3 separate regions of the Homo sapiens genome follow, and regions 1 and 2 are each linked to region 3. A link is a contact called in ENCODE Hi-C or POLR2A ChIA-PET data. All regions are on one chromosome and are shown on one strand. Each heading gives the region's core, a stretch centred on a gene start or an enhancer-like site at or near the end of the contact. The rest is flanking DNA. Distances are from core to core; before and after follow the strand shown.

What was found. Hi-C counts contacts between places; a loop is a spot of excess contacts on that map. ChIA-PET counts read pairs that join two places held with the same protein, here RNA polymerase II (POLR2A). Pooled maps may share reads with other maps.
Region 1: a loop to region 3 is called in a pooled map, with 5 times the contacts of the local background. The contact joins the enhancer-like site here to the promoter of ADAT1 in region 3. A Hi-C loop is called at or near these places in 5 of 50 pooled maps. POLR2A ChIA-PET finds 5 or more read pairs at or near these places in 3 of 52 experiments (activated CD8-positive, alpha-beta memory T cell, activated T-cell and activated naive CD4-positive, alpha-beta T cell).
Region 2: a loop to region 3 is called in a pooled map, with 16 times the contacts of the local background. The contact joins the promoter of BCAR1 here to the promoter of ADAT1 in region 3. A Hi-C loop is called at or near these places in 5 of 50 pooled maps. POLR2A ChIA-PET finds 5 or more read pairs at or near these places in 4 of 52 experiments (BJ, GM12878, H1 and 1 more).

Annotation. Positions count from the first base shown.
Region 1 is chr16:75,302,904-75,306,824 of GRCh38, forward strand. CFDP1 (craniofacial development protein 1) reads right to left here. Exons shown (of 7, transcript NM_006324.3): 6 at 2,121-2,279. Among named protein-coding and RNA genes, the nearest start is that of BCAR1, 53 kb to the left of the region's middle. RefSeq lists an enhancer at 2,249-3,448. Within about 2 kb of position 2,573, at least 34 of the 41 ENCODE cell types and tissues checked have a DNase peak (open chromatin) inside an H3K27ac peak, as active enhancers do.
Region 2 is chr16:75,249,682-75,253,643 of GRCh38, forward strand. It overlaps BCAR1 (BCAR1 scaffold protein, Cas family member), which reads right to left and starts at 1,943. Exons shown (of 7, transcript NM_014567.5): 1 at 1,790-1,943. The coding sequence starts at 1,801. RefSeq lists silencers at 1,826-1,985, 2,046-2,155 and enhancers at 2,155-2,695, 3,236-3,776, 3,777-3,962.
Region 3 is chr16:75,620,738-75,625,033 of GRCh38, forward strand. ADAT1 (adenosine deaminase tRNA specific 1) reads right to left here and starts at 2,544. Exons shown (of 10, transcript NM_001324445.2): 1 at 1,666-2,544; 2 at 1-83. The coding sequence starts at 62. RefSeq lists a silencer at 414-708 and enhancers at 777-1,297, 1,298-1,817, 1,818-2,337, 2,219-2,458, 2,338-2,857.

The DNA.
Region 1 (3,921 bases), core at 1,323-3,822, 320 kb before region 3:
TTTTTTTTAGGGCTGGGCGTGGTGGCTCACACCTGTAATCCCAGAACTTTGGGAGGCCGAGGCGGGTGGGCAGATCACCCGAGGTCAGGAGTTTGAGACCAGCCTGCCCAACATGGTGAAATCCCGTCTCTACTAAAAATACAAAAATTAGCTGGGCGTGTAGGCGCGCGCCTGTAATCCCAGCTACTTGGGAGGCTGAGGCAGGAGAATCGCTTGAACCCGGCAGGCAGAGGTTGCAGTGACCCAAGATCACGCCATTGCATTCCAGCCTGCCCAACATGGTGAAACCCCGTCTCTACTAAAAATACAAAAATTAGCTGGGCGTGTAGGCGCGCGCCTGTAATCCCAGCTACTTGGGAGGCTGAGGCAGGAGAATCGCTTGAACCCGGCAGGCAGAGGTTGCAGTGACCCAAGATCACGCCATTGCACTCCAGCCTGGGTGACAGGGTGAGACTCCATCTCTAAATAAATAAATAAATAAATAAATAAATAAATAAATGTATGTATGTATGTATGTATGTATGTTTAGGGAAAAAAAAACCATACTGGTCAGCTTCCAGGTTCATTTAGATAATCTTGAAGCCTAATTTAGAAATATGACCCCCCCCAATAAATCCTTTGTCTATCATTAATAAACTGAATGAGCTGGGTGCAGGGGTGTGCCCCTGTAGTCCTAGCTACATAGGAGGCCGAGGCAGGAGGATCGTTTGAGCCCAAAAGTTTGAGACCAGCCTGGGCAACATAGTGAGACCCTGTCTCTTAAAAAAAACTTGAATGACTTCGACTTAACGCAAGCCTTTATGTGACAGGTGTTCTGTAAAGTGCTTTATGTATATTACATATACGTAAGCAATACATATATTATCTCATGAGATCATCACAACCACATAGTGAGGATGGTATCGTTATCCCAGTTTTATTGGTAAAGGAGCTGAGCCTCAGAGGTGTCCAGTATGCTGGTGGAGAAGAGCTTACTGGTAAGAAGCAGAGCTGCCGAGCAGCCAGGGCTCTCTGGTGGGACACTCAACATTTCCTTTCATGGCTAGGGGTGAGGACTGTTGATTTTGAGCCATGAAGCCACTTCTGTGGTAACTTCCTTAGTGCCTTCTGAGGTCCGTAAGTACTTATGAACACCTTTTCTTTCTTTTCTTTTCCTTTCTCTCTCTCTCTCTCTTTCTTTCTTGATACACAGTCTTGCTCTGTCACCCAGGCTGGAGTGCAGTGGTTCAGTCTTGGCTCACTGCAACCTCCACCTAGTGGGTTCAAGTGATCCTCCTGCCCCAGCCTCCCAAGTAGCTGGGATTACAAGTGTGCACCACTATGCCTGGCTAATTCTTATATTTTTAGTAGGATGGGGTTTTGCCAGGTTGGCTAGGCTGGTCTCGAAATCCTGACCTCAAGTGATCTGCCCGCCTCGGCCTCCGAAAGTGCCAAGATTACAGGTGTGAACCACCATGCCTGGCCACCATTTCTTTCTTGATTTTTTGTTTAATCACCAGTAAGACAAATATGACAAGGAAAGGACCCTTTTTACAACTGAATACGTAGGTTATGAACATTCTCTTTGTATTCCACAGCGAAGAGAAAGAGGTGCAAGTGATGGCCTGGGGTGCTGTCTGAGGGCCTGGCCTATCACACAGGCTATAGCCAAGGGTAAAGCCCCACCCCAGGCCATAATGACACAGACAAAAAAAAATTCACAATAATGCAACATCTAGGCATTCCATTGGCTCAGTTTTTGACGGATCTGAACTAGTTTGGTTTCTCAGAAGGACAAATGATTCAGATAAGGCCAAGGCTGCTACCACAGGCCAGATCCAACCACTAGGCAACTTACAGTTCACTGGAGCTGTAATTCAGCAAATTCAGCTTGGCAGATGTGACTGGCCCCTGAGAGTACTCCTCACATGCCCCGCCTTCCCTCCACCCGCAGTGGCCTTCCCAGTGACAGGCCCTGCCCCACACTGGAACAGAGACTTACTGACAAACCAAAGTGCTCACATTTTTAGTTCCATCATGAAAAGCTCCTGCTTGCTTACAGTGGGCAGTTTGTCTCCAATAAATCATTTGATTTCAGGGTTCTGAGGATTTTCCAAGGCATAAAACCTACTCCTTCTTACCCCTCTTTCCCTCGATTATGGATGGCCAGTTCTTCACCAATCCCCTCTTCCTCCTTGAAGCTCTCCCAGTCCAGTTTGGACTTCTCAAGGGTGCTCATTTTCTGCTTCTTGGCACCAATTTTCCCCAAAAGGCTGCTCATGCCACTTGATCTTTTTAACCTAAGGAAAGAAAATATGAAAGATGTAGCAGGTAAAAACTCTGATCTCTATATTAACAGTTTTTCTGATGCAAATGGGAATCCCCTAGATTGGGGCCATTTATCTTAGTGGAAGCCATGTTCATATTTGGGGCATTTCCTTCCTGGTGTGGAGAGCACTGTAAGTAAACTGGAATTCTAATGTGCTTTTCCTGCTTAACACCACTGTCTGCTCTCCTGAGCTACGAACAGGAAATCCTGCCTTCTTCAGACCTCTGTGGGCTCTGTGTGGCAGGTCTCTGCTTGCAAGGAGGGGAGGAGCAGCGCTTCAGGCAGGGCTTTGGAGTCACATGCCAAGGTCCAACTTCCAGCTTAACTGTGTGACTCTAGGCCAGTTATTTACTGCATGTTCCTTGGTTTCCTAATCTACAAAGCAAATGCTTACTCACAGGCTGTGGTGTATCTTACACGTAAAGGGCTAAAACAGCACTTGGCACAGCGTCAAGGTGCAATAAGCATGAGCCACTCTGAGTCACTGTCATCGTTTAAGCTTAAAGCCCCAGGGGGTTCTTTTAAGAGAAAGAGAACCAGTTCCCAACACTGATGAGTGAAAAGTCACAGTACTGTAAGAGGGTTCTAAAATCAGTTTCCTTTTAACTCCTGTGAGTTGGGCCCTGTTTTTTCCAGGAGGTGGAGAACATTCCTCACTCCGAAAGCTCACACGGGGAATGTACAGCCTGTGCTCCACTTGCTGGTGATGCTATCATGGACAGTGGGAGAAACCCCAGATGCCCAAATTCAAGTCTTGGCAGGTCAAATGTTTCCAGTCATTGTTAAACATATGAAATAAAATAAGAAAAGCAAAATGCAGTTAAGATGGTATGAGGAAAGGTTTGGTCTCTTTATGAAATGAAACGAAATCATCTACCAGCATGTAGGAACTTGGAAGTTATTTTCCGCCTCACGGGGATATGCAAGAAAGTTAAACATTTAAAAACTATGAGCTAATGTCACATGGTCTACTGATAATAATACCTTTACTTGTCTAGAATGTTTGTTCTCCAAGTGCTTTTGTAGCCATGATCTCATCTAACTCTCACTAAGGCCTGTGACACAGGACCCAGTCTCAGAGTTGGAAGGGATCATCTTTGAAATAACCTAGTATCACCCTAACCCATTCTGAAACCCCACGTCCCTGCCGCAAAGCAGCGTGAACGACTACTCACCCCCTCTGCCTGGTGTGAGCCAACAGGCCAACGTCCACACTGAACACCAGACTGCTGGGACTGAACAATGACCCTGAACATTCTCATTCTATTAACTTTAGTAGAGAGGATGTCAACTTCCCTGTTTGGGTCACACCCCAGTACATGCTGAGCTTAAGATCAACTCAGAATGGGCTGGGCAAGCTTCATCATCCTTGTATTAAGTTGGACAAATAAACAAAGTTCAGAGAGGTTAAATGATAAAACAAGGGTCAAAACAATAGACAATGCAGATCCGGGACAAAGGAAGATCTCTCCCAACTCTCAGGGTGGTGCACTGTGCTATCTCGCCTCCAGATGAGAAGTGACTTGAGAGATTTTCTCATTAGTTACTTTACTTCCCAGTTTGCTTAAGAGAACTCCAAATAGCTCTTTATGAGCTTTCAATTCATATCTTCT
Region 2 (3,962 bases), core at 693-3,192, 370 kb before region 3:
AGTTGTCCAGGCTCAGAAGAAAAGGGTGGTAGGACCTCCTAAAGGGACAGCAGATGCCAGGAGAGGGCCGCAAAGGCACAGCGTTGGAACCAGAGGGTTCCTACCAAGTTGACAACTCCAAAAGAGCATGGTGGTCCCCCAAGGACCAGAGCTCCCCCAATCCCAGACTGGGAATTCGGAGGCCACATGTGGTGCTGCACTGGGGGGCCATGCCAGAAGACGAGGTTCTGGATCCAATTCTGAGGACAACTGACTGTCTCTCTGTACCTCAGTGTCCCCATCTGCACCATCCGTATAATGGGAAAGGGGTTTGAGGAGCTGTCTCAGGGCCCCTCCTGTACAGACAGGAGGCCCTAGTGGCACTGTCCTTATTTCCATCCCTCGCCTAGACCTGGGGCCATGGTACCAGTACACAGTGCTCACCCTCCTGCTCAGACAAACAGTAACGGCCAGAAGCTCCAAGCCTCCTGCCCCAGCCCAAGGTGACTTTCCTGGCAGAACCTGGGACTGCCCTGCCCTGCCCTGCCTCCACCCAGCTCCCGGGCAAGCAGTGCCAGGAGGAAGTGTCAGCAGCTCCTCCCCAAAGCTCTTTTCCCCACAGCCCCGCCACCCCCGTACCTGGGCCCCGATTCTCCAGGCACCCCGACACCTGCTCTCACAGGCCGGCCAGCCCCCACCACCCAACTCTCCACCGAGGGAAAGGAATGGGCACAAGAGGGGGCGTGTCCCGGCCCAGGGCGATGGGAAACATCTCACTAGCAAAGAAGAGATCAACCCATGGTCATTCTGAGAAGGTGACCAAAGCTGCGGCGGGCCCCGGGAGGGGTGTGGGAAAGGAAACCAGGGACTCTCAGGAGGGAACGGGAGCCTTGTGGTAGAAAAGGAGCTGCTGTCCCCGATCTGGAACTCGAAACCCCAACATCTTCCAGGCCGTAAGCCCCTCACCCCGCACCCCTAGGCAAATCTCCGCTTTCCCAACTCCCTCACCTCGGTCCAGCGATCAGCCTCTCGGACCCTCGAGAGGGAGCTCCGACCCTGCTCTAGCTCTTGCGGGTCCCCCAACCATGGACTCCAAAGCCTTCATGTCCACACTGCAGAACCCGGCCCTGGCCCCCTCCCGCGACACTCGCGTGCGGCTAGGACTCCTGTGGCCAGGACCCGGCTTCCACCGGCGCTCGGCGTGCGGGGCTGCAAAGCCCGCGGCGCGCCCGCCCCCACTCCCGCTCCGCTCCCGGAACCCCGCGCCGGCGGCCGGAGTGAATCATTAACTGGAGCCGGGTGCTCCGGCTGCGCAGCCTTCCCCGCTGGCGCCACGCACTTGCCCGCCCGGCCTCGGTCCCCCGGAGCTCCTCCCTCTCCGGGAGCCGGTGGGCAGTCCCCACGCCACACCAGCCGGACCACCCGCCAGAGGCTCAACGGCCCCTCCTCGCAGCCGAGGAAACTGAGGCTCGGAGGCAGGGCGCAGAGGCCCAAGGTGACACAGCAGGCGGCCGTCGGCCGGGGAGCGCGGGCCCCGCCAGCCACTTTCCCGACACAGGAACCCTCCTACCGGCTGGCGGCCCCCGCGCCCGGCCCCGCCAACGCACCCGAGGCGCACAGGCTCCGGAGCCCCCGCGGTTCCTGCCTCCCGGCTTCCCGGCCAGGGCAGAAGGAGATCCCAGGGCCGCGGACCCCGGCCGGCGGTTCCCAGGCCCCGCAGGTCCGGCAGGAAATGCCGCTCGCTTAACCCCTTCCAGCCCGCTGCCGCCTCCAAGCCCGTACGCGGCCCGGCCCCACCTGGCGCCCTCACCAGGTGGTTCATGGTGTCCGGCGGGCCTGGGGCCCCGGCTCTCGCGGGGGCGCACACCGAGCTGCCCGGGCCGCGTGCCCTCGGGGCTCCGAGCGCGCCGCAGCCGCCCCGGTGCCGCCGCGCAGCTGCCGCCTCGGCCACCCAGAGCCGGTCCAGCCGCTCTCCGCCTGCCGCCACGGCCCAGCCGGCCCAGCCCGATCCCAGCATGCCCGGCCGCGCGCGCCCATTGGCCGCCGCCGCTCTCCATGCAAATAAGCCGCCTGTCGGGGGCGCGGGCGCGCAGACAGAAGCCCGCCCAGTAGGGGCCGCCCCCCGCCCCGCCCCCCACCTCCAACCCCGAGGCTCCAGGCCCCTGCCCGAGGCCAGGCTTCCAGCCTAGGGCGCAGGACACCGCTCTCCAACAAATGCACGTCCCCGCCTTCCACCCAGGCGAGAACGCACCGAAGGCCTACGCAAACTCCTCCACTTCTGGGAAGGCTGCCCGGTTTGCCTTCTTCCTCCAGAGCCGAGACATGGCCTCAAGTCGACTTGTCTTTCCCGCTAACCAACCCCAGGGCATTCATCGCGTGTCCATGGGCCGTGGGACTCAAATCTGAATCTAGAGGGAAAGGGGAGGGGGCGTGCCCCAGCCTGTAGGAGACGAATCATCACCACCACAGCTCCGACTGTAGACGGTCCCACCGTGTAAGGACCCCAGGAAATGAAGCCTCAAGCAGGGAGGCTGGCGAGCTCTCGACCCAGCGCTTTTCACGGGCAGCACCTACCTTCCCCTGCATTGTGCCGACATCTGGGGACTCGGGCTGGTCCTCCAGCTGATCTGCCTCCTCTCATTACTCATTCCTAGGTTCAGCCTAAAACCTGGGCCTAGTACCCTCCTGAGTCCTGCTCCAACTCATCTGCTTCAGCGACATGGGGTAGGAGAGCGGCACTGGGGGAATGAGGGAGATAGAAGGAAGAATCACTCGGGGGAAACCGAGTGGAGACAACCTTGGCTCTCCTGAGTTGCCCCTTGCTCGGTTGCAGGTCAGTGACTGTCACCCCATGCAGCAGAACCAGGGTGCCAGAGCCCCTGGGCCAGGCCAGGGAGGCACAATCTGCAGGGAGATGATAGGACCGAGCCTGGTCCAGACCAGACAGGACCCTCAGTCAACAATCCTGGGCCACTGGCTGAGCAATGGGATGCCACGAGGCAGCCCTGGTGGCAGGGAAGCAGCGGGGTAGACCCGGCTTCACGCAGCAGAGAATTCTCAAGCATGGCCTATGGAAGACACAAGCCCAGGTGGGCCTGCAGCTGCCCCTCTGTCTGACCCCCAGGGCTCAGCCTACGCAGCGCCTGGCCAGATGTGCCACCTTGGCAGGCCCTCTCCCCTCTCTGGGCTCCTTTCTCATCTGAAAAGGGGCTAGGACAGCCCATGATTTGCTGCTCAGGTGCTCTGGGGAGCTAGTTAAAAAACAGACTCCTGTGTCCCACCCCTCCCAAAAAACTGGACGTCTGCATTTCTTCAATATTTGGCTTGGGAAGCATTGGCCAGAACTCACAGCACAGCGGGTGAGGAAGGAGCAGTGGGATGAGACAGAGCATGACCCAGAGTCCTCAGGAGGAACAGAACAGCTAGCCAACACCCTGTGCCTCCCCGACACAGCCCGCCTCGCCTCAGAAGAGGAGCCAGCCTTCAGGGAAGCTGCCTGGAGCATCTCCTCCTGCTTGTTCCCAAGAGCTGTGCCGGGCCCCTCCTGCACCCTGACCCTGTCCAGCCACCCACTCCTCAGCCTGGCTGGCACACCAGCTTCCCAGAGAGCAGGTCTGAACCAGCGGGACCCTCAGGAGCCTGAGGTCATCCCTGGGCCTCCACTTCTGTGGGGAGGGGAGACCAGGCCTCATGGGCAGGCAGTGCCCTGCTGGCAGGGCCCCAGGCAGCAGTCTCTGCAGGGACGGGCAAGGACACAAAAGGCCTGGCCCTCAAGGGAGCTGGCCCCTGCTCCATCCTAGTTGGCCAAGGAGGGCGGTGCAGAGAGGAGGTGGATGGCTGGAACCTTGGGGGATGAGACCCTCCTCCCCCAGTAGCTGCATTAGAACAGCACTGGGGGTGGGGCTGCTGGTGTGAGCAGGAGGCAGCAAGGGAAACAGGCTCCGACACAGGCATTTCAAAAATTTGCTCCTTTTCCACTTAAA
Region 3 (4,296 bases), core at 1,294-3,793:
TTGGGCAGCCTGATCCCATAGTGTTCATAGCATAGCTGAGCAATCTCATCCGCGGTCCACATGGTCTGAGCTGGTATTGAGACCTTGATCAAAAACCACAACCATCAGAAGTACGGAAAGGAGAACCAGTGCACGATGCTACAGCCTCTCATATCCATGCTTCGAGTCTTTCAAATGGAGCAGACCGAGGTTTCCCTATCTGGAACTCTATGGATCATTTTCTTCTACTATCTCCCTGCCCCCTTTTCATCTTTAATGAAAGATCAAAGAAACCCCAAATTCTACCAATCCCCAAAATTATTGTTTCAAGTTTTTCTTAATGTTATATATCTGATACATTTCTAAGGAGTCTGCATCCTCTACTCAACATTAAAGGACACGAGAAGGAAATGTCCTCACTACTCCAGTTTTCACTGGAAACGGCATGTAAAGGGTTGCAGACTCACTTGCTTTGGGCAGACCCTCACTGTATAAGGTTTATCTTTCTGGACAGATGTTCTTATCTGTCTTCTTTTTCCAGGCATTTTATTTTTCTCCTTTCCCCTACAGCAGAGTGTTTCTCTACCGCCCTCTAGTAAATCCCCACTGAAATGTTTCTCAGCAGTTACGTGTTCTCATAGAGCTCTACTTAAGGGTGTGGACTTTGGATTCACCCTTTCTGGGTTCTAATTTTGGCTTTGCCACAAATTAACTGTGATGCTGAATAGACTACTTAACCTTGCTGGGTCTGTTTCCTCATCTGTCAAAATAGTGATAACAATAGTATCTAACCTATTTAGATTATTGTGAAGATTAAATAATACTTAGGGTTACTGTGAGGGTTAAATAAGTAATACTTATAAAAAGCAATTGCTACTATGTTGAGCATAATTAAGGTCAACTGTGATTACTATTACAAAAAATAACATTTGATGATTTTCCTGGTTAATTTGCCTTGAGCTACCTGGTGGTGGGGGTGAAAGGGGGAGGGCTGTAATGGGCATAGAAAGCCATGAATTAAAAAACCATCAAGCAGATCCCTAGGATACTTTGCAGGGAAATCTCTCACTCTTGGCCCTATCAATGCTCACTAGGCACATCCTGATCTCATTTGGACTCAATTATACAAAAAGCTTCCCAGTAGAAGATGAGCTTGTGATAGACATAGCTAAGCACTGTAAAACCAAACTGAAGGCCGGGCGCGGTGGCTCACCTGAGGTCAGGAGTTCGAGGCCAGCCTGGCCAACGTGGTGAAACCCTGTCTCTACTGAAAATACAAAAAAATTAGCCGGGCGTGATGGCGCGTGCCTGTAGTCCCAGCTACTCGGGAGGCTGAGGCAGGAGAATCGCTTGAACCCGGGAGGCGGAGGTCGCAATGAGCCGAGATTGTGCCACTGCACTCCAGGCTGGGTGACAGAGCGAGACTCCCTCTCAAAAAAACAAAAAAGGCTTTCCTGAGCTCCAGTGCATGCAGCTTTTGAAAGATGGTATTGTTATGAATCCCCTGCAGCGCAACGTGCAGGCTCGCTACTGTAGTGAATGCTACTGGTAAATCAGACCACAGTGATTTAAAACAAAAATCTGCAGGAAGTGAGACCCTGTGACTTGAAAGTCAGAGGGCCAGGGCAAGCCTTGTCAAGAAAAGAAAGCATGAGATCCTAGAATCCTCGTTTGGAAGGGACTCACCTCTCATTTCTAGGGAGGCATCACAAGGCAGTATAGTTTATGAAGACCACCTGGCCATCGACCTGAAATTAAACCAGAGGTGCAATTCACAAACCTCGATAGGCAAGGCAGGTAGAAGTTGCCAGAAGAAACAGTGACTCTCTTTAAGATGAAGCAGCCCAGAACGGCATCATCTCACTCAGGTAGTGCGTCTGAATGAGCATGCACAATTGTTTAAATGAATAAATGTTTTGCTACACTGGGTCCATTATAATTCGAGCCTACACCCCCTCCTAGATCTTGAAAACTTGAAGAACTTCTTAGCTGAAAATAACAGCTCAGCTAAACAGGCATTTATTTGCCCACAAGACCGCATCTCTGAACAGTTTCAACAAGCTAAAAAAACTGACGTCCTTTCCAAAGAAAAGGAAGTCGGCTGCCAGGGGAGAAAAGGCTTCAGCGATGCTTGGAGGAAGGGACTCTGGTTTACGCTGGCTCCCTTCCTAAACACTTCCGGAAGCAGAGCCCCTTCCCGGCCGCTGGAGAAGCCTGGGTGGGACCCCGAGTCGGCCAGTTACAGGATAGGAGGTGCCAGGCAAGGCACTGAAGCCATGCAGTGAGAACAGCGTGAGCGCCTGATCCATTGGGTCCTGCGGCTGCCAGGCCAGAGGCCCCGCGCCAGGAGCTCTTCAGGCGCCGGCTGCTGACAGTTCCAGGCGTGGAGCGCCTTCCCACGTGAAACGCGTCCCGGAAGATACGATCCTCACAACCTCTTCCCTCAAAAACAGACTCGGCAAAGTTAGCCCGGATAAACCTGCCCCGTCGCCCCAGCGCCTCGCGGACGCTCCCCTCCCACCTTCAGGAAACGCGCCTAGAAGAAAGCGAGCTTAATCCGCCGGTAAGGCGGACGTGACGTCACAAAGCGCCGGTTCCTTTCGGCTCCCGCTCCCAGAGGCGCGCAGTGCATGCCGGGCCCTGTAGTTTTTCCGGGGAGTCGGTGCCAGGGCCGAGATTCCCGCGCTTCAAGTCCCGCAGCCCTGGCTGCGTCTTAGAGAGGCGTGAAACCGGATGATGGGAGCCGCTTGTTGGCTTAGATATTCCTTCAACTAGAATGACGTATCTTGCAGCACTCGGCTGAATTTTTTTCTTTTTCTTTTTTTTTTTTGAGACGGAGTCTTGCTCTGTTGCTCAGGCTGGAGTGTAGAGGCGCGATCTCGGCTCACTGCAACCTTCGCCTCCCGGTTCAAGCGATTCTCCTGACTATGCTGTATTTCTATCTGTAACATCACTGTCCAATAGATATATAATTCGAACCATATACGTAATTTAAAAATTTCCAGTAGCCTCATTAAAAGTCAAAATAGAAACAATCATATATATTTTATTTAACCCATACATCCCAAATAGTATTATTTCAACATATAATCAAAAAATTTTTTGAGATGGAGTCTCGCTTTGTCGCCCAGGCTGGAAGCGGCGCAATTTCGGCGCACTGCAACCTCCGTCTCCTGGCTTCAAGCGATTCTCCTGCCTCAGCCTCCCAAGTAGCTGGGATTACAGGCGCCCGCCATCACACCCGGCTCATTTTTGTTATTTTTAGTAGAGACGGGGTTTCGCCATGTTACCAGGCTGGTCTCGAACTCCTGACCTCAAGTGATCCGCCCGCCTCAACCTCCCAGAGTGCTGGGATTACAGGCGTGAGTCACGATGCCCGGGGTCGGTCTGTCTGTCTCATATATATATATATATATATTTTTTTTTTTTTTTTTTTTTTTTTTGAGACGGAGTCTCGCTCTGTCACCCAGGCTGGAGTGCAGTGGCGCAATCTCTGCTCACTGCAAGCTCCGCCTCCCAGGTTCACGCCATTCTCCTGCCTCAGCCTCGCGAGTAGCTGGGACTACAGGTGCCTGCCACCACGTCAGGCTAATTTTTGTATTTTTAGTAGATACGGGGTTTCACCATGTTAGCCAGGATGGTCTCGATCTCCTGACCTCGTGATCTGCCCGCCTCGGCCTCCCAAAGTGCTGGATTACAGGCGTGAGCCACCGCACCTGGCTGCCGAGTCTCAATATTTTAAAAAATACTTATGTTCTGTTCTGTTTTTAATGCGAAGTTTAAGAAATCTGGTGTGTGTTACACTTAGAATACATCCCAATTTGGATCAGCCACATTTCAGATGCTGGATAGTCACATGTGGCTACTGGCTACTGTAGTACAGTACTACTACAGTGTAGTGGGCAGAACAGGTCTAAAAACCTTTGGATTGCCGGGAATAAGTAATATAGCTGCCTGGATACTTCAGGGGCCTTTGTCACCCAGTAACTGAATGCTCTATTACTAAAAATGAAAGAATTCATTTTTCTTTGTTACCCCTCAAAAATTTATGCAACTTGCTCAACCCCATCCTTCTCTCTAGTTCAAAGGAAATGGGACATGGCCCTCCTCCAAGGCCAAAGACTTTGCTCCTCATTCCTCTCCAATATCTTTAATCTGCAAGTGACTGCCTCTTCTGTCTTTTAAGAAATATTCCAGTGGGGGTAAGGGGTATCAAAGACCTTCTTCTAGGGTTCTTTATCTCAGGGATTGGTATTACTAGCAATCTAGTTGCGTAACTAAAAAGTGAGTCATGTTCCTTGTTATCTCCCTTCCCTT